2 separate regions of the Homo sapiens genome follow, and region 2 is linked to region 1. A link is an interaction called in ENCODE POLR2A ChIA-PET data of the cell type or tissue named here. Cell type or tissue: PC-9. All regions are shown on one strand. Each heading gives the region's core, and the rest is flanking DNA. Links, peaks and the distances in the headings are about the cores only. Region 1 overlaps VPS13D (vacuolar protein sorting 13 homolog D). Region 2 overlaps DHRS3 (dehydrogenase/reductase 3).

Evidence for each region. Peaks named below come from ENCODE experiments on the same cell type or tissue, not always from the same donor. Only the 100,000 strongest peaks of a DNase experiment are listed, where the experiment ranks them.
Region 2: POLR2A ChIA-PET joins it to region 1 with 11 read pairs; 3 of 35 experiments call an interaction of 5 or more read pairs at or near these places.

Annotation. Positions count from the first base shown.
Region 1 is chr1:12,377,782-12,394,125 of GRCh38, forward strand. VPS13D (vacuolar protein sorting 13 homolog D) reads left to right here. Exons shown (of 70, transcript NM_015378.4): 56 at 647-810; 57 at 1,707-1,815; 58 at 5,195-5,374; 59 at 7,479-7,592; 60 at 8,404-8,553. Among named protein-coding and RNA genes, the nearest start is that of SNORA59A, 120 kb to the right of the region's middle. In PC-9, for the core only: no CTCF peak of the experiment used is centred there; a DNase peak (open chromatin) is centred at 8,540; H3K27ac peaks cover 1,811 bases.
Region 2 is chr1:12,558,176-12,572,219 of GRCh38, forward strand. DHRS3 (dehydrogenase/reductase 3) reads right to left here. Exons shown (of 6, transcript NM_004753.7): 6 at 9,735-10,249. The coding sequence ends at 10,165. It also overlaps the pseudogene RNU6ATAC18P. Among named protein-coding and RNA genes, the nearest start is that of MIR6730, 14 kb to the right of the region's middle. In PC-9, for the core only: no CTCF peak of the experiment used is centred there; no DNase peak of the experiment used is centred there; H3K27ac peaks cover 596 bases.

The DNA.
Region 1 (16,344 bases), core at 4,291-12,290:
TTCACTCCAGCCTGGAGAACAGGAGCGAAACTCCATCCCAAAAAAAAAAAAAAAAAAAAAGAATTACTAGCAATCAATTAGCATAACCTTGAATACAACCAACTTAACACTTGTGATACAATCAATTCATGAAAATTGGACACCATCAATATAGTACGCTTTCCTTATAAACATTCGGGACGGGGAGGAAGACCTCTGGTAAATTCTGATTCAAAGTCAGATATTGAGCATATCGTATAGTCTTTATGTAATTGCACTCTTCTTTAAGGTAAGGGCACCGGACGGTCATCATCTGGAATGGCAGTGATCATGGCAGTATAGCTAGTGTAGGAGGCTGCCCCGCCATTTGTTTCTAATTTCTAAAAAAGGAAAAAAACTCGGTTATGAAAATAATACGTTTGTTAAAATGCACATTATTTGTAATGTTTGGTTGTTTGGTTCAAGAGGTTAGCATATTTTACCCTAAGAACAACAAAAGATAGATAACCATGAAAGTTTGAATTAAGCATTTATATAATGTGGAAAACGTCTAAATAAACTTCCTATATGAGAACTTATTTAGCCCTAGAGGAAGCTCTTGAAGTGAGGAGCTAGCTGTGGCTGCCCATAATGGCTCTTTCTCTTTTTGCTTGTACCTACTTAACAGGAACCAGGAAAGCGTTCTCAGCTGTGGAGGATGACAGGAACAGGAATGCTGGCCCATGAGGGCTCCTCAGTTCCTCACAATCCCAATAAGCCCTCAGCCGCCCGCTCCACCGAGGGGTCTGCCATCTTAGATATTGCTGGTCTCGCTGCAGTGACTGACAACAGGTAATTTTCTAGGCAACTTTTGATTCAAGCTCATTGCTTTCAAATTCAGACTCAGAGGAAATCTACAACAAAAACTAAGAGTTCTATAAATAAAGTAAAAATGTATATTTTTTTCAATGACAAAAACCTGTCATATTCCCAAATATGAGTATTGGGCTTTCCCTTTAAATATTTTAAGCTTTGATGAAATACCCATGCAGATGTTAAGAAACTTCAAACAATAAAATGGGTATAATGTGAAAAGTGATTATTTCTTCCACCCAAATTCCAGTCCGTCCTTATTCTGAGGAAGTAGTTTCTTTTTTACATCTTCCTAATAACTTTGTCAAATCCTTCAAAAGCAGAAATTAATTATTAAGAGAATAATCAGATGTATTTTTATGAATAAATCCTTGGATTCAAATTAGCTCTTTAAGTTTGAATAAGTTACTTGATTTGCCTGTGCCTTAGTTTCTCCATAAAAATCAGTGTGTTTTCAGTTAATACCTTATTTCCAGAAAAACTTTAGTTGACTTACAAGTTAGAACAGAAAAGAATTTAGAAATACAACAGAAAAAAGACTGTTGGAAAGATTTTACATGTATTTAGCAGCTATTCCTTCCATACTGCATGGTAAGTTGCCGTTTTGAGAATGCAAGAAGCCATATTACTGTGTGTTATGAAATCTTTAATGTCTTACTTTGTGTCCCCTCTTCATGTTTTTCCATTTTGCTTTATTCCTCTTTTCTTATCAAGAGATACCTAACTGCCCTAGGATTCAAGCTAACTACCCATTCAGTTTTAAGGGTGGAGGGCATTAGAAGGAAGAAGAGCAAAGCCATCATCCTCATGTTCCCTTCAGGCGTGAAACAGTTGACTCGGAGGTTTCATGGTTCATTGTGTATTCCGTTTTCCAGATACGAGCCACTGATGCTGAGAAAGCCTGACCGCAGGCGAAGCACAACTCAGACGTGGAGTTTCCGAGAAGGAAAACTGACCTGTGGGTTACATGGGTTGGTCGTCCAGGTCAGTCGTTTTTGATCCCCAATTGCAGCAAGCAGTGGTTGAGCCTTCTTTGAAACAAAGTCTCTACTAAGTTATACATGATGAATTGTTCAGTGGGAAAACTAGTTACAGAGCAATACTTATTCTATTCCATTTTAGTTAAAAGGAAGTCAGAGTTTTGTTGTGCATTTGTGTATTTTTTTTTTTTTTTGAGGTGGAGTCTTGCTCTGTCGCTCAGGCTGGAGTGCAGTGGCACAATCTCGGCTCACTGCAAGCTCCGCCTCCCGGGTTCACGCCATTCTCCTTCCTCAGCCTCCCGAGTAGCTGGGACTACAGGTGCCCGCCACCACGCCCGGCTAATTTTTTGTATTTTTTAGTAGAGATGGAGTTTCACCATGTTAGCCAGGATGGTCTCGATCTCCTAACCTCGTTATCCACCCGCCTTGGCCTCCCAAAGTGCTGGGATTACAGGCGTGAGCCACCGCGCCCAGCCCCGCATTTGTGTATGTTTACATGGGAAAAGTTCTTGGAGATGGTATGCAATACATGTGTTAAGAGTGATTGCCCTGGATGATAAGATATGTTTTTCATGGCTTACCTGGACTTTTTCTTTGATGTCATATATTACCAATGTAATTTTAAAAAGAAAAAAATTACCTATGTAATTTTAAAAAGAAAAAAATTACCTATGTAATTTTAAAAGTCCAGCACTAAGTTAGATGAATTAGATTTAGACCTGGGAAGTTAATGGCATAGCTGCAAGTCCTCTGTAAAGGGTTCTATGACATGGTGAGCATTCGCCAGGCATCTACATGCTCTTGATTCTGTTCATTTTGGCCTAAATAAGCATTGAATTGCTGTAGCAAATGTCAGAATGAAGATTGCTGGACAGTTTCCTCCTCAGCCAGTCTACCTCATGATAAACTCCCAGCTACTTTCTAAGCAAATATGTGTTTGGCAAATTACCAAGGGTTTGGATTTTCTGCCCTTTCTGGCTTCAGGCTGGGAATGAGAACAGGGGTCTGAGAAGTAGGAAGGTGTCTAGGAGGTTTGGACATGCAGTAGACTAGCACCTGCAATTGTGTGTGCAGTTCTGTCCAGCCTGGGATTTTACACAAAAGGGAAACAGGAGACTATCAGACTCTTGATAGAGAACTCTGAGTGTACTTAGATTGTACTCCAGGGCAGTTTGCAAAAACTGTAAGGAGCCTCTGACTGCTTTTGGTGAGATTTATTTTCTTTATCTCTATCGCCCTGAGCTTTTTTCATCAAAGACAAGCTGCTTACTTATATGTAGCACACATCTGGAATGGATTTGTGATTTTCAATTAGCAATACAATTCAAACTTCTAGAGGCAAAGAGGGCTTGTTATAATTGGTGGGTTTCATGTCTGACCCTGACTTCACTTCTAGTTTGTTTCTAAAGCCCATGTAATTCCAATGCTCTTGGAGCATTTTCTTCCTTAAAATCTTTTTTTGGTGTTTGTTGTTTTGTGAATCTATTTCATCATTTCCCTGCTTGTTAGTGACAGTATAATAACAGTATTCAGCAGAGCAGAATGTGTTTTGGTTAGGGAAGTAAGCTTGTTTCAATCTTATTATGCTGAATAAAGTCATTGAAGACATTAAAACATTTTCTGACACTGCTCTTATTAGGTTGTATATGCTCTTTCTTTCTAAACTTATAATAGCTATAAAAAGCTTTCTTTGTGTTGAAACCTGTACTATAAACCCTGCTCAAAGTTTGCTTTTCATGAGTCAATATTTAAAAGTTAACAAAGGGGATTTAGACACTCTTTGCCATTGTCTTCTCTAGCCTTGTGTTTGCTTTCCCACAGCCATAATCCTGTAGACTCGATTTACTTGGGGCATGTAGCAAGGTGTTTTCCTCCAAAGGCCTTGTTAAAGCAAACTAAATATGGCCTGAGAAGGACTCCGTACTTCTATAATTGAATCCCTGTGGACCAACTGTAACCTAGAGTAATCGGCAGGCAAGATTGAAATCCTTACTTAGGAGTATGTGCCTGTAACAATAGCTGAGACTTGGCCAGTCACAGCAGCCATACTTCCACCACTCACAGATGGCTGAGTGTTCAGACTGTGTTCAAATAAGGCAGACGCCAACCTGTAACCAATCCAGCTGTTTACTTCCAACTTCTGTACATCACTTCCCTTTCTTTGTCTATAAATTTGTTCTGACCACGAGGCATCCCTGGAGTCTCTCTGAATCTGCTGTGATTCTGGAGGCTGCCTGATTTGTGAATTGTTCATTGCTCAATTAAACCCCTTTAAATTTAATTCGGCTGAAGTCAGTCAGTCTGTCTTTTTTTCTTTTTCTTTCTTTTCTTTTCTTTCTTTCTTTCTTTCTTTCTTTCTTTCTTTCTTTCTTTCTTTCTTTCTTTCTTTCTCTCTCTCTCTCTCCTTCCTTCCTTTCTTCCTTCCTTCCTTCCTTTCTTTCTCTTTCTTTCTTTCTTTCTTCCCTTTCTTCTCTCTCTTTCTTTCTTTTTCTTTCTTTCTTTTTCCTTTTCCTCTTTTCTTTTCTTTTGACAAAGTGTCGCTCTTGTTGCCCGGGCTGGAGTACAATAGCACAATCTCAGTTCACTGCAACCTCCGCCTCCCGGGCTCAAGCGATTCTCCTGCCTCAGCCTCCTGAGTAGCTGGGATTACAGTTGCCTGCAACCATGCCTGGCTAATTTTTGTATTTTTAGTAGAGATAGGGTTTCACCATGTTGACCAGGCTGGTCTCAAACTCCTGACCTCAGATGATTCGCCCGCCTTGGCCTCCCGAAGTGCTGGGATTACAGGCTGAGCCACCTCGCCTGGCTTGAAGTTTTTCTTTTAACAGCCTGAATAACTGGGTATCAGGTGACATTCTCAACTCTGTATTCCATTCTAGAAGAAACACCATCTTTTGAGTATTTGGATTGGTTGTCCAGCCATAGGCCTGTTTGGGGAGGTTTTCAACTCAAGAATTTTCCTCTTACTGGAAAGCTGAATGATTATAATAATTATTTTCTATTTTCAGAATATTTCAGATTTTTAAGCAAACCCTAGTAAGAATACTCAAAGAAACAGCTAGTTTTGGCTACTTTTTTAGAAGTTTATTTTAATGACAAGAAGTTAGTACTAGTAAAAGGCAGAATTAAACTGATCTATGCATGAAATTATCTCTTATTCATAATTACCAAAATTTATGAGCATAACTTTTCATCTTACTGAAGTAATTCTCCTGTTTTTCATCATCTGCAAAGCTGAACAAATAGTAAAGGCTTTGTTGCACATTGATCATGACCCTCCAGAGGAGAATGTAAATTTAGGAACTTGTTTGAAATGATGTGTTAACTTGTCAAAGTCAGTGCCTCTGTCTTTTCTCACATGTCTCTACTCCAATGTCTTTTAGGCCAAAGGAGGACTTTCTGGTTTGTTTGATGGAGCTGAAGTTGTTCTTGGTCCTGACACTTCCATGGAGCTTTTGGGGCCAGTTCCACCTGAACAACAATTTATTAATCAAAAAATGAGACCTGGTTCTGGAATGTTATCCATCAGAGTCATCCCAGATGGACCAACTAGAGCACTCCAGGTGATAATTTGTCATAAGAGCTGATGTGAAACTCTGTACTTCCTCCACCCCCAATGATTACTCATTTAACAAATACTTATTGAACATGTTTATGCCAGATATGAAGATATGGTATCTTCATCTGTAAAATGGGGATAGGATCTACCTCACAAAGTTGTTACAAGAACTAAAGTACAACAAAAAGATAAGCGTAAAGTATAAACAAAGTATCAATGAAATATGTGGTAACCTAAAAAAGTATAAGATTTAAACAAGATAATGTTAACAGTGCATATTAATAGTGTTGTTAATTATTATTAATAACATAATATCTTAATAACATTAACAACAAGAAGATATGAGATCCTTAATCAGATAATTAAAATATTGTGTTAATGAGAGTAGGAGTGGAGGGTGTATGGAAAGGATTTGTATTCCCAGATTTAGAGGGTGGGGAGCTTCCTAAGAGAAGTAGTACTTAAACTGAGACCTAGAGTTTAACTGAAAGGAATTAGCCAAATAGAAAGGTACAGGTGGAGGGGCTGTGCCCTCAGTAATAAGCATGTTCATCAACAGGTATTTACTGAGCAGCTACTTGAGCCAGCACAGGTCTAGGTACGGAACATTTACCAGTGAACGGACAAAACTCCCTGCCTTCTTGGAGCTTACATTCTAGTGGGGATGGACCATCATTGACCAATAAACATAGGAAGTAAATGACATACGATGTGGAAGTTGACTAGTGAAGGCCCACAGGTAGCAGAGTGATCCTCAGCCCAAGTGGCACACAGAATGTGGTAAGAAAGAAGGCTGGAGATAGAAGCAGGGGCCAGATCATAAAAAGTCTGAGATACATACTAAAGAATTTGTGGTTTTTCTAAGGCAACAAGGAGTCAGGGAATGGCATGATTAGAAAATTGTTTTAGATCACTTCCTCTGGCTGCAATGTAGAGAAGCAGAGTGGGGCAAGACTGGAGATAGTGAAATACCAGGTAGGAGGCTCTTGCACTAATGTAAATGAAGGGTTATGGTGGCCTGAACTGGAAGAAGTGGCAGGGGTGGACATGAGGAGGCTGGAGAGAAATGGATAGAAATGAGAGCTTACTTAGGAGTAGAGTCAGGCAGATTTTGTGACTGAATGTGGGAATGAGGGAGAGGAAGGAGTCAGTAATGGCCTCCAAGGTTCTGATTTGGGCAACTCACAGGATGATAATCCAGATCACTAAGGGATGAACATGGAGCAGACTTGCAGAGGAAGGGAGGAGTTAGGTTTTGGACTTGTTGAGTTAAGGTAACTGTGTGATATCTATGTGAAGATGTCCATAAGTCATTGTAACTATGGCTCTGAAACCCAGGGGAGAGATCTGTGATGGGGATAAGGGTTTATTAGGTCATAGCGTAATCAGAACAAAGGAAAAAAAAGATGTTGGAATGTAGCAATGAGCTCTCTGAGATAGTGCATCACAATTCACAACACCACTTTTTATTTATTTATTTATTTATTTAGCTATGTCACTCTCTTTCACCTAGGCTGGAGGGAAGTGGCAAAATCATAGCTCATTATAGCCTCGAACTCCTGGGCTCAGGTGATCCTCCCACCTCAGCCTCCCGAATAGCTGGAACTTAAGTGCATGCCACCATGCTTAGCTAATTACTTTTCATTTTTTGTGGAGATAGGGTCTCGCTATGTTCCCCAGGCTGGTCTTGAACTTCTGGGATCAAGCGATCTTCCCACCTTAGCCTCGCAAGTAGCTTGGACTACAGGTGTGTGCCACTGTGCCGGCTCACAATACCACTTTAAAAAACAATCTTAAGGCAAAAATGAATGCAGTGATCTTGAGGTTTGCATATTTTGACTTGAGCTATAATTTGAGATCATCTGCAGATATCTAACCCCACTACGTGAGGCTCTCAAGGTGTATAGCTTGAGTTTGCCATGCAGACTTGAAACCAAGTTTGCTTCTTTATTACACAAATCTTACCTTACCAGTGCTTTGGAAACCATTCGCTTCCATAGGATTATTGATTATATAATGACTTTTGACCTACACAGTTGTTCTGGGTTAGAATAGGTTTCAATAAGGAAGAGTGAATCATCTTCTTGTGGTGTTTTATTTGACTTCAGATAACAGATTTCTGCCACCGGAAAAGCAGCCGTTCATATGAAGTGGATGAACTTCCTGTCACCGAACAAGAGCTGCAGAAATTAAAGAATCCAGATACAGAGCAGGAATTGGAAGTAAGGTCTAAATATTGTGAATTTATTTATTTGATCATCAGTTTTTTAGAATTTTACTTGGTGGTATTTTAGACCTTCTGTTTTCTTTCTATCCTGTATGATTCTAAATATGAGTTACGCTTCACAGTGTTTACTGTTTATCAGTGAATGTGTGAATGTATTATGTAAATGACAACAAAGTTTATGTGGAATCAGCATGTAGTAAGCATTGCTAAACTATTATTACAATAAAGGAAGCTAAATTGTTTGAATTTCAGTAAGATTTAAGACAAACAATTTTTTGTTTTTTGCTTCAGCCATCTCTGACATCTTCCTTCTGTTTTCTCTGTTTGGGATTGGAGAGTGACAAGTTTGAAAAGGAAGATGAGATGAACATGAAAAAGTATATTTATCTGACGTTTATTCAGTGATTTTTGAAAAAATCAAATGCCTATGTGTAAAACACTGTGTTGGGTGCTATGGAAGTGTAGTGGATAACAGATTATGAGCTTTCATCCCAAATAAGGTGAAAGATTACCAAATAATTAGATTTCTATAATGAAATGCAGAATGTCATCAGTCCTTTGATAGAGGTATCATCACATACTCTGGAGTTCTCGTTGGGGTGAAGGGTATGCCTAGAAAGCAAGGCTTCCAGTGAGATGATAGCATTTGAGCCCTCCAGGTAAATAATAGGACTCCCCTAAGTGGTTTTCATCTGCTGAGAGATCGGGAGTAGAGGAATGTAAAATGCTTTATTTTCTTATACTCTCCTGGATACTGTGAGCTGTGTTTAAAACAATCAGGGTGCCATATTTTGGTTTCCTTTCAGGTGCTTGTGAGGTTAGAAGGTGGAATTGGGTTGTCCTTAATTAATAAAGTCCCAGAAGAACTGGTCTTTGCAAGTCTTACAGGAATCAATGTGCACTATACACAGCTGGCAACCAGTCACATGCTTGAACTCAGCATACAGGATGTACAGGTAAGGGGGAAGTTCCAAAGCTGTTAGTCACCTTGTTTTCATGCTGATCACCCAACCAGATCTAATGTTTGATGTTCTAAGAACTTTAATGTTTTGGAGGAAATATCTTGTGGCCTTCAAAAAATCATTCTGTGAAATAGTTGTTTCTACCTACATTCGTCTCATTAATTTTTCTACATACAGCAGAATTCTGCATATATTAGAGGTAACTCAGTCAGGGTGTCATGGAGGAAGGTGACCCATGGTTCACCATCTTGCCAATAGAAAAACCAATAGGAAGTCATCTAACCATCATTCGGAGGGATTGAGGTCTGTCATAGGGAGAACAAACTAAAGAACTGGACTTTGCTTTCAGTCAAGATGGAGTAACAGGGACTAAATTTACCCTCCCACCTGAAACAACCCCAGAATCCAGATAAATAAGAAGACAATGGTATTGAGACACTGGACATCAGACAATGAAGGACAGTGCTTTGACAGGTGGGAAACAAACGAGCTGAGCCCTGTAATTGCCTTTCTTACCAATTTGAGAACGTTTCCAGGGAGGGGAGACCAAGCAAGTACCCAGCACAGTGGAGAAGTTGAGAAAACAGAGCTGAGAGTCTAGAGAGACCAAGGTATCTATAGTTATAGGATGGTACACTTGGGCATAGAGAGCTGCACAGAAAAACTCTGAAGATCTATAGACCGTCCCTCTTGAGTATTTAGCCAAGTATTAGTCAGTGATGTATGTGAGGAAACTACCCATCTGAAAGGATCAGAGGGAACAGTGCCTGCTGCCCACACAGGGCTAGGAATAGTGCTTGTGCCCACCAGCTGGACTGGAAAAACTAAGAATTTATGAGACGTTGGGAAGAGTCTCAGGAAAGCCTTGCCCTCATGATTAATTAGCCCTAAACTGAGCACTGCTATAGACTGCCTAAGAAATCATAAAAGGAAGATCCGAAAGAATCAACCTCTTCCCAAGTAAATTAACCATATCCTTGAATAAAGCTCAAGAAGATTATTGGAATATGACAATTTAGCACCCAACAAGGTAAAATTCACAATATCTGACATCCTATCAAAAATTACCAGGTGTGCAAAGGAGTAGGAAAACTTTCTATATAATGAGGAGACTAATTGGTCAAAACTGATTCACAACTGGCACAGATGTTAGAATTTTTGGAGGACGTTAAAACTGTTAATGTAACTGTATTCTCTGTGTTCAAAAGGTTAAGTAGGGAGACTAATTGGTCAAAACTGATTCACAACTGGCACAGATGTTAGAATTTTTGGAGGACGTTAAAACTGTTAATGTAACTGTATTCTCTGTGTTCAAAAGGTTAAGTAGCAATATGGAAGACATAAAAAAACTAAAGCTTGTAGAGATTAAAATGTAATGAAAACTACACTGGATGGAATATAGCACACAACTGTGAAGGAAACTATACCAAGGCACATCATAATCAAATTACTCAAAACCAGTGTTAAAGCAAAGGAACAAGAAAAAAAAGACATGCTATGTGCCAAGGAATAAAGATAAGAATGACAACAGATTTCTTTTTGGGAACAATGAGAGTGGGAAGACAATGAGCAACATCTTTAAAGTACTGAAAGGTATCAGCAGACCCATGCTACAAAAAATGTAAAAGAACATCATCAGGCAGAAGGAAAAAAATAGTATCAGATTGAAGTCTGTTCTACACAAAGTAATGAATACCAGAAATGATAACTACCTGGGTAAATATATAAGATTATTTTCTTCTTATTTAAAGTAAGAGTGAGATTCTTATCAACAATAGCATAAAGGCTGAAGGGGAGAAATGGAAGTCTATTAGTGTAATCTTATACATGATGTGGTATGATGTCACTTGAATGTAGAATTATAAAGATAAACAGCATAAACTCTTAAAGCAACCACCAAAATAACAAAGAGTTATAACTAATAATTCAGCAAAGGAGATAAAATGAAATTAGGCCAGGTGAGGTGGCTCACGCCTGTAATCCCAGCACTTTGGGAAGCTAAGGCAGGTGGATCACTTGAGGTCAGGAGTTCGGGACCAGCCTGGCCAACGTGGTGAAACCCCATCTCTACTAAAAATACAAAATTAGCCAGGTGTGGTGGCACACACCTGTAATCCCAGTTACTCGGGAGGCTGAGACAGGAGAATTGCTGGAACCTAGGAGGTGGAGGTTGCATTGAGCCAAGATTGTGCCACTGCACTCCAGCATGGTGACAGATGGAGACTCTTGTCTCAGGGGGAAAAAAAAAAAAAAGAAATCATAAAAAAATAATCCAAGAGAAGGCAGAAAACAGAAAGCAGGGAAAGGAATAGATAGGACAAATAAAAAATAATTAGCAAGATGGTAGACTCAAACCTAATGGTATCAATTAACTAAATTTAAATGTTGTAAACACCGTAATCAAAAGGCAGAGATTATCAAATTGTATAAAAAAGCAAGAACCAATTATATGTTGCCTACAAGAAACACACATTAAGGATAAAGACACAAATAGGTTAAAAGGAAAGAAGATGAAAAAAGATATAACATGTTGACCCTTGTCATAGGAAATGAGAATGACTAGATTAACATCAGACGGAATAGATTTCAAAGTAAAGAATATTACTGGTGTAGTCGGGGTTCTCTTAGAGGGACAGAACTAAAAGGATATGTATATAAGTATTAACTTACATGATCACAAGTTCCCACAATAGGCTGTCTGCAAGCTGAGGAGCAAGGAGAACCAGTCCGAGTCCCAAAACTGAAGAACTTGGAGTCCAATGTTCAAGGGCAGAAAGCATCCAGCATGGGAGAAAGATGTAGGCTGGGAGGGTAGGCCTGTCTCACATGTTTCTGCCTGCTTTATATTTGCTGGCAGCTGATTAGATTGCACCCACCAGATTAAGGGTGGATCTGCCTTTCCCAGCCCACTGACTCAAATGTTAATCTTTTTTGGCAGCACCCTCACAGACACACCCAGGATCAATACTTTGTATCCTTCAATCCAATCAAGTTGACACTCAGTATTAACCATCACAAGTCCACCCTTTGTCAACTGCCGAGATTATAAGGTCATAATTACACCTAACATAATACAGCCATCCTTCGTACAGCTGGAAACACACCAGTCCCCAACCCAAATACTATTACATAAAGTTAATGATGCTTGAATGCTGATATGAAGTCAATAAATCTATGTCACATAATGAAGGAGAAAGGAAATAAAATGAAGATATTTTCTTAGTACAAGTGTATACATGCACAAACATGTTTTTAACAAAAGAAAGAGGAAATACTCATGACAATTGCAGTCCTTGTTTCTGCAGCTGGTCATGTGGTCATAGCTAGTATTGATGATTACCCTTTCTACTACCCATTCTGTATTCCCTTTACCTTCAGCAAGCACCTCATCAGGTCATGGTTTTGTGGGATTTTTTCCTGGTGGAGTGACCCAAACCTTCCTTCCTGAGGGGTCTGGACCATTTGTAGTCCTGCCTGGATTGGGCTGTTGTAGTTTCCCATTGCCTTAATCACAGGGCATGGTAATCCTAAGAGATGCCCTAATGGATCTCCTGTATTCCATGCATAATCTTCCTTACCTCCATTGTGGAGTAGTAGACTGATTTCATCTTGATAATCTGGGTCAGTCACCCCAGCCAACACTGTAACTCCCTTCTTAGCCTCTTGACCTAAAGTTAGGCGGAGCCCAAAGTGTCCAGGTGGTAATCTTAACTTCCAGTTTAATGGAATCATTGTTTTGTCTCCTGGTGGCAGTGTTCCTCCCTCTGGAACTAAGACCTCTAAGCCAGGAGAACTAATGTTGCAGGAACAGAAAGCAAAAATTTTGCTAGTGGATCATTAGGGGTGATGATGAATGGTGCCACTTCCTCTTCCACCCATTGATTCCTGGACCTCTGAATCCTGGCCATGGGAGAAACAGTACCATATATTGGATGCTGATTCAGAGCATACATAGCCTTCTGGAGAACTTTGCCCCAGCTATTATCATCTAGTTGGCATTGTAATTGTGATTTCAAAAGGCCATTTCACCATTCTATCAATCCAGCTGCTTCAGGATGATGAGGAACATGGTAAGACCAGTGAATTCCATGAGCATGAGTCCACTGCCGCACTTCTTTAGCCGTAAGGTGAGTGCCTTGGTCAGAGGCAATGCTGTGTGGAATACCATGACAGTGGATAAGGCATTCCATGAGTCCACAGAGGTAGTCTTGGCAGAAGCATTGCATGCAGGATAGGCAAACCCGTATCTGGAGTAAGCGTCTATTCCAGTGAAGACAAACTCTGCCCTTTCCATGATGGAAGAGGTACAATATAATCAACCTGCCACCAGGTAGCTGGCTGATCACCCAGAAGAATGGTGCCATATCGAGGGCTCAGTGTTGGTCTCTGCTGCTGGCAAATTGGGCATTAAGCACTGGCTGTAGACAGGGCAGCCTTGGGGAGTGGAAGTCCATGTTGCTGAGCCCATGCATAACCTCCATCCCTGCCACCATGGCCACTTTGTTCATAGTCCCAGTGGGCGATGGCAGGAGTGGCTGGGGAAAGAGGCCGAGTGGTGTCCACAGAACAGGTCATCCTATCCACTTAGTTGTTAAAATCCTCCTCTGCTGAGGTCACCCATTGGTGAGCACTCACATGGGATACAAGTATCTTCAGTTTTTGACCACTCAGAGAGGTCCATCCACATACCTATTCCCAAATTTCTTTGTCACCAGTTTTCTAATCATGCTCTTCCAAGTCCCTGACCATCCATCCAGCCAAATCATTGGCTACCTCCCATGAATCAGTATATAATCACACATCTGGCCATTTCTTCTTCCATGCAAAGTGCATGACCAGATGCACTGCTCGAAGTTCTGCTCTCTGGGAAGATTTTCCTTAACTGCTGTCCTTCGGGGATGTCCTAGAAAGGGGCTGTAGTGCTGCAGCTGTCCACTTTTGGGTGGTGCCTGCATATCGTGCAGAACCATTTGTGAACCAGGCTCTAGTCTTCCCTTCCTCTGTCAATTGATCATGGGGAATTCCCCATGAAGCCATCAGTGCAGGCTAGGGGAGAGAAGGCAGGGTGGCAGGAGTGGAGACCATAGGCATTTGAGCCACTTCCTCATGTAACTTACTTGTGCCTTCAGGACCTGCTCGAGCCCAATCACATATATACCACTTCATTTGATGATGGAATGCTGCTGTGTACGACCCACTTTATGGCTAGATGGGTGGGTCAGAAAGCACCCAGTTCAGTTTGCAGGTGTGCACCACCACATGCAGCTAATTTATATATTTTTTGGTAGAGATGGGGTTTCACCACGTTGGCCAGCCTGATCTCTGACTCCTGACCTCAAGTGATTTGCCCACTTCAGCCTTTGTTTTTATTTTTAATTTGTAAATAAAATCTTTCATTTGGGTAACTGTAAATCTATGTGATCAAACAAAACATCTTATTTTATTTTATTGCTTTTTACAGCTAGTTAAGTGAAGCAGTGGGGATAAACACTTTTACTCCCAAAAGATGTTTTGTGTTTTTTTTAAATATTTTTTTTGAGACAAGAATCTTGCTCTGTCACCCAGGCTGGAGTGCAGTGGTCCTCCCTCGGGTCACTGCAACCTCCTCCTCCTGGGCTCAAGTGATCCTCCCACGTCAGCCTCCCAAGTAGCTGAGAATACAAGTGTGTGGTGCCACACTTGGCTGATTTTTGTATTTTTTGTGGAGACAGGGATCTTGCCGTGTTGGCCAGGCTGGTCTTGAACTCTTGGACTCGAGCCATCTGCCCGCCTAGGCCTCCCAGGGTCCTGGGATTATAGGTGTGAGCCACTGCATCCAACCCAAAAATGTTATTTTTCTTTTGCCATAAATGACTATATTAAGATCCTTGGCTGGGCCCGGTGGCTCACACCTGTAGTCTCAGCACTTTGGGAGGCCAAGGCGGGCAGATGGCCTGAGGTCAGGAGTTTGGCCAACATGGTGAAACTCCATCTCTATTAAAAATGCAAAGATTATCCGGGCAGTGGCGGGTGCCTGTGGTCTCAGCTACTTCGGAGGCTGAGACAGGAGAATCGCTTGGACCTGGGAGGTGGAGGTTGCAGTGAGCCGAGACCACTCCTTTACACTCCAGCCTGGGCAACAAGAGCAAGACTCTCTCAAAAAAAAAAAGTCCGTGATGAAATTTTAAGAAATTCTTGATTAAAATAATATTATTGTATAAATGTTAAAAAAAAAAAAAAAAAAAGAAAGCACACAGTTCAGGATGGGCAGTTCAGGTTGCGTGGTGACTTGATGACCCATAGTCAGATGTTCATTTTCCACCAAAGCCCAGTAACAGGCCAAGAGCTGTCTCTCAAAAGGACAGTAGTTATCTGCAGAAGATGGCAGGGCCTTCCTCCAAAATCCTAGAGGCCTCTGCTGTGATTCACCTATGGGGGCCTGCCAAAGGCTCCAAACAGCATCCCTATCTGCCACTGACACCTCAAGCACCATTGGATCTGCTGGGTCATATGGCCCAGATGGCAGAGCAGCTTGCACAGCAGCCTGGACCTGTTGCAGAGTCTTCTCCCATTCTGGACCCCTCAAAACTGGCAGCCTTTCGGGTCACTTAATAAATGGGCCGGAGTAATACACCCAAATGAGGAATGTGTTGCCTCCAAAATCCAAATAGGCCCACTAGGCATTGTAACTCTTTCTTGGTTGTAGGAGGGACCAAACGCAGCAACACCGTTAACTTAGAAGGAATGTCTTGGCAGGCCACACACCACTAGATCCCTAGAAATTTTGCTGAGGTAGAAGTTCCCTGAATTTTAGTCGGATTTATTTCCTATCCTCTGGCACGCAAATGTCTCACCAATAAGTCCAGTGTGTTTGCTACTTCTTGCTCACTGGATCCAATCTGCATAATGTCATCAGTGTAATGGACCAGTGTGATATTTTGCGGAAGCAAAAAGCAATCAAGGTCTCTCCAAATAAGATTATGACACAAACCTGGAGAGTTGATATACCCCTGCGGTTAGGACAGTAAAGGTATATTGCTAGCTTTGCCAGCTGAAGGCAAATTGCTTCTGGTAGGCCTTGTGGACAGGAATGGAGAAAAAGGCATTTGCCAAGTCAGTGGCTGCATACCAGGTACCAGGAGATGTGTTAATTTGCTCAAGCAATGAAACCCCACATCTGGTACAGCAGCTGCAATTGGAGTCACCATTTGGTTAAGCTTACGATAATCCACTGTTATTCTCCAAGATCCATCTGTCTTCTGCACGGGCCAAATGGAAGAGTTGAACAAGGATGTGGTGGGAATCACCACCCCTGCATCTTTCAAGTGGCACTAATCTCCACAATCCCTCCAGGGATGTGATACTGTTTTTGGTTTACTATTTTTCTAGGTAGAGGCAGCTCTAAGGGCTTCCATTTGGCCTTTCCCACCATACTAGCCCTCACCCTACCAGTCAAGGAGCCAATGTGGGGGTTCTGCCAGCTGTTAAGTATATCTATGCCAATTATGCATTCTGGCACTGGTGACATGACCACAGGATGAGTCTGGGGACCCACTGGACCCACTGTAAGTCAGACCTGAGCTAAAACTCCATTAATTACTTGACCTCCATAAGCCCCTACTTTAACTGGAGGGCAACAATGACATTTTGGGTCCCCTGAAATCAACGTCAGCTCAGAGCCAGTGTCCTGTATCCGCGAAATGTCTGATCCTTTCCCTTTCCCCAGTGCACAGTTACCCTGGTAAAAGGCTGGAGGTCTCCTTGGGAAGGATGGGAGAAAGATTCACTGCGTAAATTGTCGGCAAT
Region 2 (14,044 bases), core at 4,108-12,107, 180 kb after region 1:
AAACTCCATCTCGAAAAACAACAACAACAAAAACAAACAAAAAAAAAACAAGAAGAAGAAGAAGAAGAATTTGTCCCTCTTGGTTCAGACAGCAAACATTCACTGAATGGCACTCTTGCTGGCACTCTTCCCGGTGCTGAGAAAAGTGGCCACCCCTGCTCTCCTGGGGTGTCTCATCCAGAGGGGGAGAGAGACTCAGACAGAGCAAGAAAGTAATAAGTAAAAATAGCCCCAAATATCCGTTGATAGTGACGAATAAATGGATGAACAACTTGTGGGAGAGCCGTAGAGCCGTACTGTGAAGATGATTCGGCAATAACAAGGAACGAAGTCCTGATTCACGCTCCACCGTGGATGAACCTCAAAAACGTGATGCTCGTGAAGGAAGCCGCTCATGAACGGCCACATGCTGTAGGATTCCGTGTATATGAAGTGTCCGGAGCAGGCACATCCACAGAGACAGAAGTAGATTGGGGGTTTCCAAGGGCTGAGTTGGGGGAAGATGGAGAGAGGCTGCTAATGAGCACACGGTTTCTTTTTGGGGTGATGAAACTGTCCTAAAATGATTATGGTGATGTTCACATAACTCTGTGAATATGCTGAGTGCCACTGAATTGCACACTTGAATAGGCAAATTGTGTGGTGTGAGTTATATCTCAATAAACCTGGGAAATATAAAAAATAGACAGGAGGCAGTGGCTCATGCCTGAAATCCTGGGGCGCTTTGTAATCCTGAGGCCAAAGAGGGAGGATTGCTTGGGTCCAGCAGTTCAAGACCAGCCTGGGCAATATTGTGAGACCCCCATCTCGAAAATAAAAATAAAAATATATAAAAAATAATAGTGGCAAGTGGTGAGATGATTGATGAATAAAATAAGCAAAAGGCTGAGGTGGAGCAACTCGGAGCCACCGTAGCTGGCTGGGACACCTCCGGGAGGTGACGTCTGAGGCGGGGCTTGCGAGCTGGGATGGGAGAAGATGGAGACAGAGCTCCAGGTGGAGGAGACTGCATGGTGTGGGTGTGTGCAGGGAGCCCCAAGTGCTCTCAGTGAGAGCTCAGCATCTTGTCAGAAGGGGGAGAGAGAGAGAGACTGAGCTGTGGAATGTGAGCCGCCGAGATACTAGAATGGTGTCTGGGTGATCATGTAGACGGAACCCATTGACATCTGTGATGTGGCCACTATGCCAGAAACCCTCAGAAATATTTCCTCACTGTTGCTCAACACCTGGACGGATAGCCCAGCTTCCCTGCATAGGGCAGATTTATTTATTTATTGAGACGGAGTCTTGCTCTGTCGCTCAGGCTGGAGTGCAGTGGCGCGATCTTGACTCACTGCAAGCTCTGCCTCCCTGGTTCAAGCAATTCTCCTGCCTCAGCCTCCTGAGTAGCTGGGACTACAGGCGTGCACCACCACGCTCGGCTAATTTTTTTGTGTTTTTAGTAGAGGCAGGGTTTCTCCATGTTGGCCAGGCTGGTCTCGAACTCCTGACCTCAGGTGATCCGCCCGCCTCGGCCTCCCAACGTACTGGGATTACAGGTGTGAGCCACCAACCCGGCCAGGGCAGATTTATTTGCAAAGTGCTTTTTCATTATTCCTCTCATGAGAATCCTCCAAATCCCCAGGGGAAAGATGGGCAGGGGATGGGGTACTAAGGGGCTCCTAGTAGTTCAAACCAGAGAAGTCGGTGACCTCCTGGAGTCACACAGCCAGGCACTGTCTGGCCAGCCTCCTGGATCAGCCCAGGCCTCCCTGAACTGGCCTTCCTAGCCAGCAAGTCTGTGATGAAGCCTCTTTTTTTTTCTGAGATGGAGTCTCGCTCTGTCGCCCAGGCTGGAGTGCAGTGGCATGATCTCGGCTCACTGCAAGCTCTGCCTCCTGGGTTCACACCATTCTCCTGCCTCAGCCTCCCGAGTAGCTGGGACTACAGGCGCCTGCCACCACGCCTGGCTAATTTTTTGTATTTTCAGTAGAGACAGGGTTTCACCGTGTTAGCCAGGATGGTCTAGATCTCCTGACCTTGTGATCCGCCCACCTCGGCCTCCCAAAGTGATGGGATTACAGGTGTGAGCCACCGCACCCGGCTATGAAGCCTCTTTGAGAGCCCTCCCTCTGAGGCCTGCTGCCTCCCAAGGGGACCCACGTGCTAGAGCAGCTCCCAGCAGGGCAGGGCAGTGAAGATCCTGCCACTCCCAGCAGTGCCTTCTGCAGAGCTTCTTTTATTCTCTTCCCGAGCCATAGAGATTTGGGTGCCAAGGGTCTGCCCACAGCCAGCAATGGTGGGAGGTGCAGAGAATGTCCTGTAAATATCCTGCCCACCTGCTATGTGCTGGAGGACCACAGCCCATTCCCATGTAGACTTCCTGTCCTGCAGGGCCCCTTTGCTCTGCCCTCCCCAGGGGCCTCCCCTGCTCCTCACTCACCACCATGTTGGGGTTTTCCTTTTTTTTTTTTTTTCCTTTGAGACAGAGTCTCGCTGTGATGCCCAGGCTGGAGTGCAGTGGCGCAATCTCAGCTCACTTCAACCTTTGCCTCCTGGGTTCAAGCGATTCTTGTGTCTCAGCCTCCTGAGTAGCTGGGATTACAGGCACACACCACCGCACCTGCACCCAGCTAATTTTTGTATTTTTAGTAGAGACGGGGTTTCACCATGTTGGCCAGGCTGGTGTTTTTTTTGTTTTTTTTTGTTTTTGAGTCAGAGTGTCGCTCTGTGGCCCAGGCTGGAGTGCAGTGGCACGATCTCGGCTCACTGCAACCTCCACCTCCTGGGTTCAAGTGATTCTCCTGTCTTAGTCTCCCGAGCAGCTGGGACTACAGGCAGGTGCCACCACGCCCAGCTAATTTTTTGTATTTTTAGTACAGATGGGGTTTCACCCTTTTAGCCAGGATAGTCTTGATCTCCTGACCTTGTGATCTGCCCACCTCAGCCTCCCAAAGTGCTGGGATTACAGGCGTGAGCCACTGCGCCTGGCCAGCCAGGCTGGTCTTGAACTCCTGGCGTCAAGTGATCCACCTGCCTCAGCCTCCCAAATTGCTGGGATTACAGGCATGAGCCACTGTGCCCAGCCCATGTTGGTGTGTTCCGAGCCACAGCTTCATCCCACCCCAATCACATGGGAACCAGCCAGGCTTTGCAGGATACTGCTGTCACAGGCCAAACCAAGGCGGTGAGCCCATGTGTTCTGGGGGACAGCTGGGTCCTGGCTGGGAGCCGTGGGAGCCACCAGCATCACACCACGCCCTCAGAAGTTCACAGGGCCTTCTTAGATCCCATGAGCACTGGATGCTTACCACAGCCCCAGGAGGCAGGTAGGGACCTGCATCACCTCTGCTCTGCAGGTGAAAAAAGTTCACGTCACACTAAAAGTTGGCGGAGCCAGGATTTGAACCCGGGCCAGTGGAACTCCAGCGTGTGAATTTCCTCCCTCCAAATATCAGGGCCTCCCACCTCTTGGGGAGTCCCCTGGCCTCATGGTGGGTCTGGGAGAACTGGGGCACCCTGGAAGGGGCATCTAAGCACCAGGGCTGCTGTGAGTTGAGTGCCTCAGGGGGTTGTGGGGGCTGGACCCTGTACAGCTCAGAGGCAGTGGCCCCCTGGCCCAGTCTGAGCCACCTCTGGTTCACAGTGGACAGCCCTCATTTATGGAGAGCTGTGTGGTAACAAATATCAGTAAATCACATCACAGTGTGACAGCCCCACTCTCAGGGAGCTCAGCATGCCAGGGATGTCCCCAAGTCTTCCTTTTGGGTTGAGGGATGATATGGCTTGGCTCTGTGTCCCCACCCAAATCTCATATTGAATTTTAATCCCCAGGTTTGGGGGTGGGACCTGGTGAGAGGTGTTTGAATCATGGGGATAGATTTCCCCTTTGCTGTTCTCATGATAATGAGTGAGTTTCCATGAGATCTGGTTGTTTAAAAGTGTGTAGCCCTGGCCAGGAATGGTGGTTCACACCTGTAATCCCAGCACTTTGGGAGGCCAAGGTAGGCGGATCACAAGATCAGGAGTTTGAGACCAGCCTGGCCAAAATAGTGAAACGACCTCTCTATAAAAAGTACAAAAATTAGCCAGGAGTGGTGACATGCCTGTAGTCCCAGCTACTCGGGAGGCTGAGGCAGGAGGATTGCTTGAACCTGGGAGGCGGAGGTTGCAGTGAGCTGAGATTGCACCATTGCACTCCAGCCTGGGTGACAGAGTGAAACTCTGTCTAAAAAAAAAAAAAGGTGTACCCCTTCCTTCTTTGCTCTCTCTCCTGCTGCCATGTGAATATGTGCTTACTTCCCCTTCACCCTTCCACCATGATTGTACATTTCCTGAGGCCTCCCCCACCATGCCTCTTGTACAGCCTGTGGAATGGTGAGTCAATTAAATCTCTTTTCTTTATAAATTATCTAGTCTCAGGTAGTTCTTTATAGCAGTGTGAGAATGGCACTAAAATTGATACCAGACGAGTGGGCCATTGTTATAAAGATACCTGAAAATGTGGAAGCGACTTTGGAACTGAGTATTAAGCAGAGGTTGGAATAGTTTGGAGGTCCCAGAAGAAAACAGGAAGATGTGGGAAAATTTGGAACTTCCTAGAGATTTGTTGAATGGTTGTGACCAAAATGCAGATAGTGATATGGACAGTAAAGTCTAAGCTGAGGTGGTCTCAGATGGAGAGGAGGAACTTACTGGAATTGGAAAGATCACTCTTGCTGTGCTTTAGCAAAGAGACTGGCAGCATCGTGTCCCTGCTCTAGGAATCTGTGGAACTTTGAGCTTGAGAGAGATGATTTAGGGTATCTGGCAGAAGAAGTTTCCAAGCAGCAAAGCATTCAAGAGGTGACCTAGCTGCTTCTAACTGCATATGCTCATATGTGTTCACAAAGAGATGGTCTGAAATTGAAACTTGTACTTAAAAGGGAAGCAGAACATAAAAGTTAGGAAAATTTGCAGCCTGACCATGTGGTAGAAAAGAAAACCCATTTTTTGGTGTGTGTGTAGGGGAGATTCAAGGCTGTAGAAATTTGCTTAAGTAAAGAGGAGCTGAATGTTAATAGTCAAGATAATGGGGAAAATGCCTCCAGGACATGTCAGAGACCTTTGCACAGCCCCTCCCATCATAGGCCTGGAGGCCTAGGAGAGAAAAATGGTTTTGTGGGCCAGGCCCAGAGCCCTGGTGCCTTGGGACATGATGCCCTGCATCCAGCTGCTCTAGCTCCAGCTGTGGCTAAAAGGCGCCAATGTACAGCTTGGGCCATTGCTTCAGTGGGTGCAAACCCCAAGCCTTGGCAGCTTTCACGTGGTGCTGGGCTTGTGGGTGCGCAGAGGGCAAGAGTTGAGGCTTGGGAGCCTCCACTTAGATTTCAGAGGATGTATGGAACACCTGGATGTCCAGAGAGAAGTCTTCTGGAGGGGTGGAGCCCTCATGGAGAACTTCTACTATAGTAGTGCGGAGGGGAAATGTGGGGTTGTAGCCCCCACACAGAGTCCCCACTAGTGCACTGCCTAGTGGAGCTGTGAGAAGAGGGCCACTGTCCTCCTGACCCCAAAATGGTAGATCCACCAACAGCTTTCACTGTGTGCCTGGAAAGCCATAGGCACTCAACACCAGCTTGTGAAAGCAGCTGTTGGGCCTGTACTCTGCAGAGCCACAGGGGTGGTGCTGCCCAAAGCCTTGGGAACCTACTTCTTGTGTCATCGTGGCCTGGATGTGATACATGGAGTCAAAGGAGATTATTTTGGAACTTTAAGATTTAATGACTGCCCAGCTGGGTTTTGGACTTGTGTGGGGTCTGTAGCCCCTTTATTTTGGCCAATTTCTCCCCTTTGGAATGGGAGCATTTACCCAATGCCTGTACCTCCATTGTATCATGGAAGTAACTAACTTGTTTTGATTTACAGGCTCATAGGCAGAAGGGACTTGCCTTGTCTCAGATGAGACTTTGGATTTGGACTTTTGAGCTAATGCTGGAATGAGTTAAGACTTTGGGAGACTGTTGGAAAGGCATAATTGGTTTTGAAATGTGAGAAAGACATAAGATTTGGGAGGGGCCAGGGATGGAATCATATGTTTTGGCTCTGTGTCTCCATTCAAATCTCATGTTGAATTGTAATCCCCAATGTTGGGGGAGGGACCTGGTGGGAGGTGATCGAATCATGAGGGCGGATTTCTCCCTCCCTATTCTTGTGATAGTGGGTAAGTTCTCATGAGCTCTCGTTGTTTAAAAGTGTGTGGCATTCTCCCCTTCTGTCTCTCTCCTGCTGGCCATGTGAAGATGTGATTGCTTCCCCTTTGCCTTCTGCCATGATTCCTGAGGTTAATGTTCCTGAGGCCTCCCCAGCCATGCTTCCTGTACAGCCTGTGGAACCAGGAGCCAATTAAACCTCTTTTCTTTATAAATTACCCAGTCTTGGGTAGTTCTTTATAGCAGTGTGAGAATGAACTAATACAAGGGACATTTGTCACCTCCTGGCTTTTCCTCAAGTGAGGGGTGCCCATATATAGAAGCCCTCTTCACAGGCATAGACCTCTGGGTTCTTATCACAGACCTGCTTCCCCTGGAAGGCCTCTCCTGAATATCAGAGAAGACCCCTCAGGGTCAGAAGTCCCAGATGTGCTGTGGTGGGTGGGGGTTGCTTCTCACCGTAGATGACCCTCTTGTCCACAAACCACAACCATCTTCTTCCCTCTGTGCTGATTAGGACTGGGGCAGTGGGGTTCGTGTATTTGTGACCTGGCTCCTTTTTTGATCCCCACTGAACTGGGACATCCCCAGGGGCAAGGGCTGTCTGCCTCATCAGGCAGAGCTGTCCGTGTGATCAGCCCAGGAGCTTTCTGTCACCCTGGTCCCTCCCGGACATCAGTTTGGCTCAAGAAGAAGAAAGTCCATTTGTCAAAGCATTCTGTCCCCTGGGAGCAGGGCAGTGGCCACAGACTCAATTCCTGACCATTCACCAGGCCGGATAGTCCAAGCCCCTGGAATGGTGCCAGCATGGGGCTTGGGTCTGCTGCCTCCCTGGGCTGGATCCCTACCTCCAATCTGGTTTTCCTTGGGGATGGGGAGGAACCCTAAGCATGGCAATGAGGTTATTTCCCAGGACCCAAGTCCTCTTCCCAGGGTTGGCCTGCCCCATCCTGCCCCTTGGGGGTTTGGCACTTGTCACTCTTCTTTGCATGGCCAAGCTAAGGACAGAATTAGCTCTCCACGCTCACTCTCAAGGCTCTCTGAGTGCTAAACCATCTGGGAGAGGGACCAGAATGGGGCCTCCTGGGATTCTGCCCAGTGCTTTTTCTTTTGGTTCCTCTGGGAAAAGATCCAGAAAAAGACTGAAAGCTCCTGGCTGAGAGGGAGGGGGTGGGGTGGGACCAGGCCCTGCCCTTCTGAGCCCCTGGGGCTCTGGGACGCCAGGGTCCCACTCTGCTAACACAGCGATTGGTTCTCAATGCAACTGGGGAGGGCTGGCGGGGCTTGCAACTCCCAGAGTCCAATCAGACTTTAGGGATCCTTGTTGCACTCCTTTGGGAAGTCAAGGCAGAAGGGTTGCTTAAGCCAGGAATTCCAGACTAGCCTGGGCAACATAGCGAGACCCTATCTTTACAAAAAAATGATGAAGTGAGCCAGGCGTGGTGGCACATGCCTGTAATCTCAGCTACTCGAGAGGCTGAGGTGGGAGGATTGCTTGAGCCTGGGAGGTGGAGGCTGCAGTGGCCATGATCGGGCCACTGCACTCCAGCCTGGGCAACAGAGTGAGGACCTAAATAAGTTTAGCGTGAGATGAACACTGACAGTTGCCTCTTTAGGGCTCTGCTTAGCACCTCCTGTGCCCTCCCAAAAGTCACTGTGTCCTTGGGCTTGCAGTTGGAAGCCATACAGCTGCTTCCCTCTGTCCTCAACCTATATTTTAATTTTTGCTCATGATGTCTTCTTCCCTGGCATGGCAGAGCCTGGTTCAGAACTAACGACTACTCCTCCACGCGGGATTGTATTTCCTGCTATGTTAATAGCGGCTCCACCACGTGCCCTGTTCCAGCTAATGAAATGTGAGCAGAAGTGACAGTGTTGTTTCCAGGTGGAAACTTCAAGAGCCAGTGCACAGTTCACCAGGTATGTCTACCCTGTGCCATAAGACATCCTCCCTGAGGCCCCCTGGTCAGCCTGAGTTTCAGAGCGAAGATGACACGGAGCACACCTGTAGCCATTCTTGAAGGACTAGTAGCAGTAATAAGGCAGAAACCTTCATTGTTGGAAGCCACTGAGATTTGGGCGTCACATTCTGGCTGCGCCACATCAAGGCTGTTGGAAGTCTCCAGAGCGGTCTCGGAGTTGTGTTTTTTTGGTCTTCAGCTGCTGCCAAGTGGCATGGATAATGAAGAGTTAAAATGTTATGCCTGGGGACTGACCTCCATTCTAGGTACTCATTCAAGAGTGGCTACAGGCCGGGCGTGGTAGCTCATTCCAGTAATCCCAGCACTTTGGGAGGCTGAGGGAGGAGGATTGCTTGAGCCTAGGGGTTCAAGACCAGCCTGGACAACATAGCAAGACCTCTGTCTTTACGAAAAATAAAAAGAAAACAGTTGGGCGTGGTGGCATGCACCTGTAGTCCCAGCAACTCCGGAGGCTGAGGTGGAGGATTGTTTGAGCCCAGGAGGTTGAGGCTGCAGTGAGCCGTGATTGTGCCATTCCACTCCACACTCCAGCCTGGGTGACAGAGCAAGTTCCCATGTTTAAAAAAAAAAAAAAGAGAAGAAGAAAAAAAGCATGGCTATAATCGTGACTTGGCATTTCTGCACATAGACCAGACTGATGATCACCTGAGCTATGTCTAATATTCTCTAAGCTGGGAGGTTTCAGCCTGAGGTTTGCATGTAGGTTAAGACTTTATGTAACTCTTGGGGAAGCTTCTGGGTTGGGTCAGAGGGCTGTGACCTCCTTCACCTCCCGGGGACCTTGCCTGCTCCCCTCCTGCCACCCTGGCACTCATCTGCAAGAGCTGTGTGGAATGGAGTTTACTTGCTATGAAATGACATGGCCCACTTTCTTCCCCACTGCCCAAGGTGAGGTTTATTAAGCTTGTGGCAGCAGGGAGCGTGCACCCTGGAGGAAGCAGGGGGCATCTCTACTAGGTCATTTTGGCCGTGACTTTGCCCCATTGATGGAACCAGGGCCGATCTCTTCTGCCACTCCAGACCTCCCCCTGCCCCTGTGATCAAATGGGACTCGGTCTGTAGCACCCCTCGGCACTGGCCTTATGGTGAGGAGTTGTCACTGTGTTTCCGGTGACTTGTGATCCTTTCCTACCCAGATTATTGGCTTCTTGTACTAGTGGTTCTTCTCAGCAACGTTCCCCTCTCTGCACCACACACACCCTAGGTAGACAGTGGGTGCTCCATAAACACTGGTTTTGCTCTCCTGAGTTGGTGGCCTGGAGGCTGGTGGTGCCATGGCAGGACAGAGGGCATCTCTAGCTGTGGCCAGCTGTTTGCAGACTGTTTCATAAAGGTCACACCAAGGAGACAAAGCGGCTTCAACCCATGGCTGCTGGGAGGGGCCTGGTGGAGCTGGCGAGGAACCCAGCACCCCTCTCTGCCCCTAGGCCTGGGCTCCACTTTCTCTCCTGATTTCGGCCCCCTTCTCTCCACCCTTGGCAGTTGGGGACCTTGAACTGACCAGTTCTCTCTCAAAGGATGGAGTTTTATGGTTGGGACTGGCTCCCTCCCAACTGCCCACGGAAGATTTGAACAAAGGAAATCACAAAAGCCATCTCTCTTTATTTTTCATTCCTGCCGTTCAACCAGTTTGTGCAAGCTGAGGATGAGTGGGTTTTGGAACGGGAGGCAGAGCATCTGGGGACAGACCCTCCTGGAAATGGTCTATGCACACTGCTGAGGCTGGTTAGACTTGAGAAGCAATTGACAATAAACTCTACAGAACTGGAAATGTTCAAAAGTGTCAAGGTGGCTTCTGGCTGTTTTCCTGCCTCCCTGTGGGGGTCAGTTATACCCATCAGTCCTGTGCAAAGGTCCTGGGACTGGCCCAGGGGCAGCCGGATTCTTCGCTGGGGACAGGAGCTGTCCTGCTCACCCAGCAGAAGCATGCCAATGGACAGGTGCTCGGGTGTGTGCCCAGGTGCTGTGGCCCCCAAACTCCGTGGCTCCTCAAGCATGTCTTCATCCTGTCTCTATGTCCGCCCTTTGAAAGTGTTCATGCAGGTGTAGGTTCCTGAGAATTTGTGGATCTCCTCGAGTGCAGCCTGTGGAAGTATGCTGGAGTAGGAGGAAGAAAAGAAGATAGCGATGGTTAGTGGGGCAGGATCCAGGGGCTGGGTCGCTGGTGGCCATGTGAGACGGGGCAGCAGAGGGCTGGTTCCTGAAAGTGCTCCCCACACCTCCAAGCCACACACCAGTTTCTCCCCAAACCCCCACCCTCCCCAGGGGAAGAGCTTTCAAATAAGTGGATAAGCAGCTGTTAAAAGGGCAGGGGGAGGCTGGGCGCGGTGGCTCATGTCTATAATCCAAGTACTTTGGGAGGCCGAGATGGGCGGATCGCTTGAGCCCAGGAATTCAAGACCAGCCTGGGCAATATGGTGAAACCCTGTCTCTACAAAAATATACAAAAATTAGCTGGGCATGGTGGCATGTGCCTATAGTCCTAGCTACTGGGGAGGCTGAGGTGGGAGGATGGCTTGAACCCAAGAGGTGGAGGTTGAAGTGAGCTGAGATTGTACCGCTGCATTCCAGCCTGGGTGGCAGAGCCAGACCCTGTCTCAAAAATTCTTTTCAGACTGGGCGTGGTGGCTCATGCCTGTAATCCCAGCACTTTGGGAGGCCAAGGTGGGTGGATCACCTCAGGAGTTCGAGAACAGCCTAGCCAACATGGCAAAACCCTGTCTTTACTAAAAATACAAAAATTAGCTGGGCGTGGTGGTGGGCACCTGTAATCCCAGCTACTCGGGAGACTGAGGCAGGAGAATTGCTTGACCTGGGAGGCGGAGGTTTCGGTGGGCCGAGATCGCGCCGTTGCACTCCAGCCTGGGCGACAAGAGTAAAACTCTGTCCCCTCTCTCTCTCTCTCACACACACACACACACACACACACACACACTCTTTTTAAAATATATATTTTAAAAAGGCAGAGAGTGAGTGAGTGGTCAGAGCAAACTTTTTTTTTAATTTAAAATTTTTATCTTTTTCCTAGATCCTGAAACAGAGCTCATTTTTTTATTTTTAATTTTTGTGGGTACATAGTAGGTATATATATTTATGGGGTACATGAAATACTTTGATACAGGCATGCAAATGTATAATAATCACATCAGCATAAATGGGGTATCCATCACCTCAAGCATTTATCTGTTGTGTTACAAACAATCCAACTATACTCTTTTAGTTTTTTTATTTATTTTTATGTTTATTATATTTTTTTGAGACAGAGTCTCACTCTGTTGCCCAGGCTGGAGTGCAGTGGTGCGATCTGGGGTCACTGCAACCTCTGCTTCCTGGGTTCAAGTGATTTTCCTGCCTGAGCCTCCTGAGAAGCTGGAATTACAGGCATGCGCCACCATGCCCGCCTAATTTCTGTATTTTTAGTAGAGACAGGGTTTCGCCATGTTGGCCAGGCTGGTCTTGAACTCCTGACCTCAGGTGATCTGCCTGCCTCGGCCTTCCAAAGTGCTGGGATTATAGGCGTGAGCCACTGCGCCCGGCCCTTTTAGTTATTTTTAATCGTACAATTAAATTATTATTAACTATAGTCACCCTGCTGTGCTATCAAAGACTTGTTCTTATTCGGTCTATTTTTTGTACCCATTAAAAACAAATGATGGTTAGGTGCCACTAAGTAGGTGACAATGGCTTAATCTGTCTGTGCTCCTTGTCGAGGGGAGTGCTGACCTTCTCTCCCTTCATACAACACACTTTCAAAACCAGGCTCTTAGCATCTTGGTGCCCACAGGCAGCTCAGAGATCCATCGATCCCAACTGCCCCTGATTCCACAAAGATGACGGTGTGGATCTGAGGAATCAGGTTCGATTTGGGTGTCACATCCTCTGGGGAAGCGTCCTGGGCTCACCTTCAGGCTTCTCCTCGTACAACCGGAGTTCCGACGCTTCCCCAGCAAGCCCTGGTGTAGTCCCCACCCGTTTACTTGTCAAGCCTGTGGGGGCCTTCATGGCGGGTATTTCATCTCTGATCCCCAGGCCCTCACATGGGCCCGGCACAGAGAGGGCCCTCAGGCTGTTTGGTGACTCAAACTGAAGGGTCCTGGCCCACTCTAAGTACAAGATGAAAAGGGTTCACTTCCAGCTGGAGCAATCTGGAAGGCTTCCTGGGGGTGGTGGTATTAGAGTTGAGCCTTGCTTTCTCCTGGGGAAGGTGAGGAGGGATGCAGTTCAGAGAATGGGGAGCGGGGTGGCTCCTGCTTCCTGTTCAAAAGTAGTTGTGGGGAAGGTTGGAAAATGAAGGCTGAGGGCTTACTGTGGAGAGCGCTGAGGTGTTCTAGACCAACTTTTCTCTAGAAAGCTCTGGAAGTCTTCTAAGAAGCTCCCCTGAGGTGGAGGGTGGCAGCCTGACCTCAGTGAGGACCTGAGCCCCTGATCAACTAGGGGCTCCTAGAGACGGCTGAGGAGCATCTCAGACCCGAGGTCAGGATGGACTGAGGGAGGCCGAGGTGTGGCCTGGATGCCCCTGGGTGCCCCCTTCCCTGTGCCTCTGAAAGGGCTTTGAGTTTGGGGAAGAGAGGGCTGATCGGGCTTGCGCCTCAGTTTCGAGGTTTCTGTGCCCTGCATGTGTTGGGGCAGCCCCTCAGCTGGGGCTCACCATGTCCCAGCAGCCAGGGCAGAAGTTGGCTTTCCTGGGAGTGCATGTTGCATGAGAGCAGGGGCCAGCCTGGCACTTGGGGGCTTACCTTCCTGAAAAGGACTTCCAGGTCAGAGGGGCTCAGTCAGGAGGGGGCCAGAGCCCCAGGGGAGCCAAGAGCCCATGGTCACTTGTGGCACCAGGGACAAGGATCTCCTGCTGTACTAAGAGGCCCAAGAAAACTGAGTGTGGGACTGGGATGGGAAGGATTTGCTGCACAAAGCCTGGAAAGTTCTAGGGGAATAGGATGCCAGGCAAATTCTGGAGGAGGAGTCTCTCATTTATAAAGCCTGCCTCCCCAAAGTGGTCTGCCCTGCTACATCCCACCCGACTGGTACTAAGACGCTTCTGTGAATTCTGAGCCCTTGGCATCAAGATCCCCATGTTCCCTCTAATAGTAAACTTCCTGAGGGCAGGGGCTATGTCCAATAGGCTGTAGAACAGTGGTTCTCAAAGTGAGGTCCAGGAACCTTTGGGGTACCCGGGATCTCTTCAGGGGTCTGTGAGGTCAATTTTTTTTTTTTTTTTTTTTTGAGACGGAGTCTTGTTCTTGTTGCCCAGGCTGGAGTGCGGTGGTGCGATCTCGGCTCACCTCAACCTCTGCCTCCTGGGTTCCGGCAATTTTCCTGCCTCAGCCTCCCAGGTAGCTGGGATTACAGGCACACGCCACCACACCCAGCTAATTTTTTTTGTATTTTTAGTACAGACAGGGTTTCTCCATGTTGGTCAGGCTGGTCTCGAACTCCCAACCTCAGGTGATCCACCCACCTCGGCCTCCCAAAGTGCTGGGATTACAGGCGTGAGCCACCGTGCCCGGCCACATTGTTTCTGTAATAATACTAAGATGTTATTTGTCTTTTCACTTTCATTCTCTCAGTGAATGGTAGAATTTTCCAGAGGCTACGTGACACGAGATATCACAACAAATTGAAATCAGATGCACATATAAGAATCCAATTGTCTTCAATTAAGCCAAACAAAGAGATTTGCAAAAAGGTAGAACAATGCCACTCCTGACTACATTTATTTTGTTTTAGAATACATAACTAGTTGTCATAAAAATATATTTATATTAATGTAATGGGTTTGTTATAGCTATTTATAAATGAATAAATATTATAAACAAATGTATACAACTTACAACATTTTTCTGGCTTTTAATTTCTTTTTTGAGATGGAGTCTTGCTGAGTCACCCAGGCTGGAG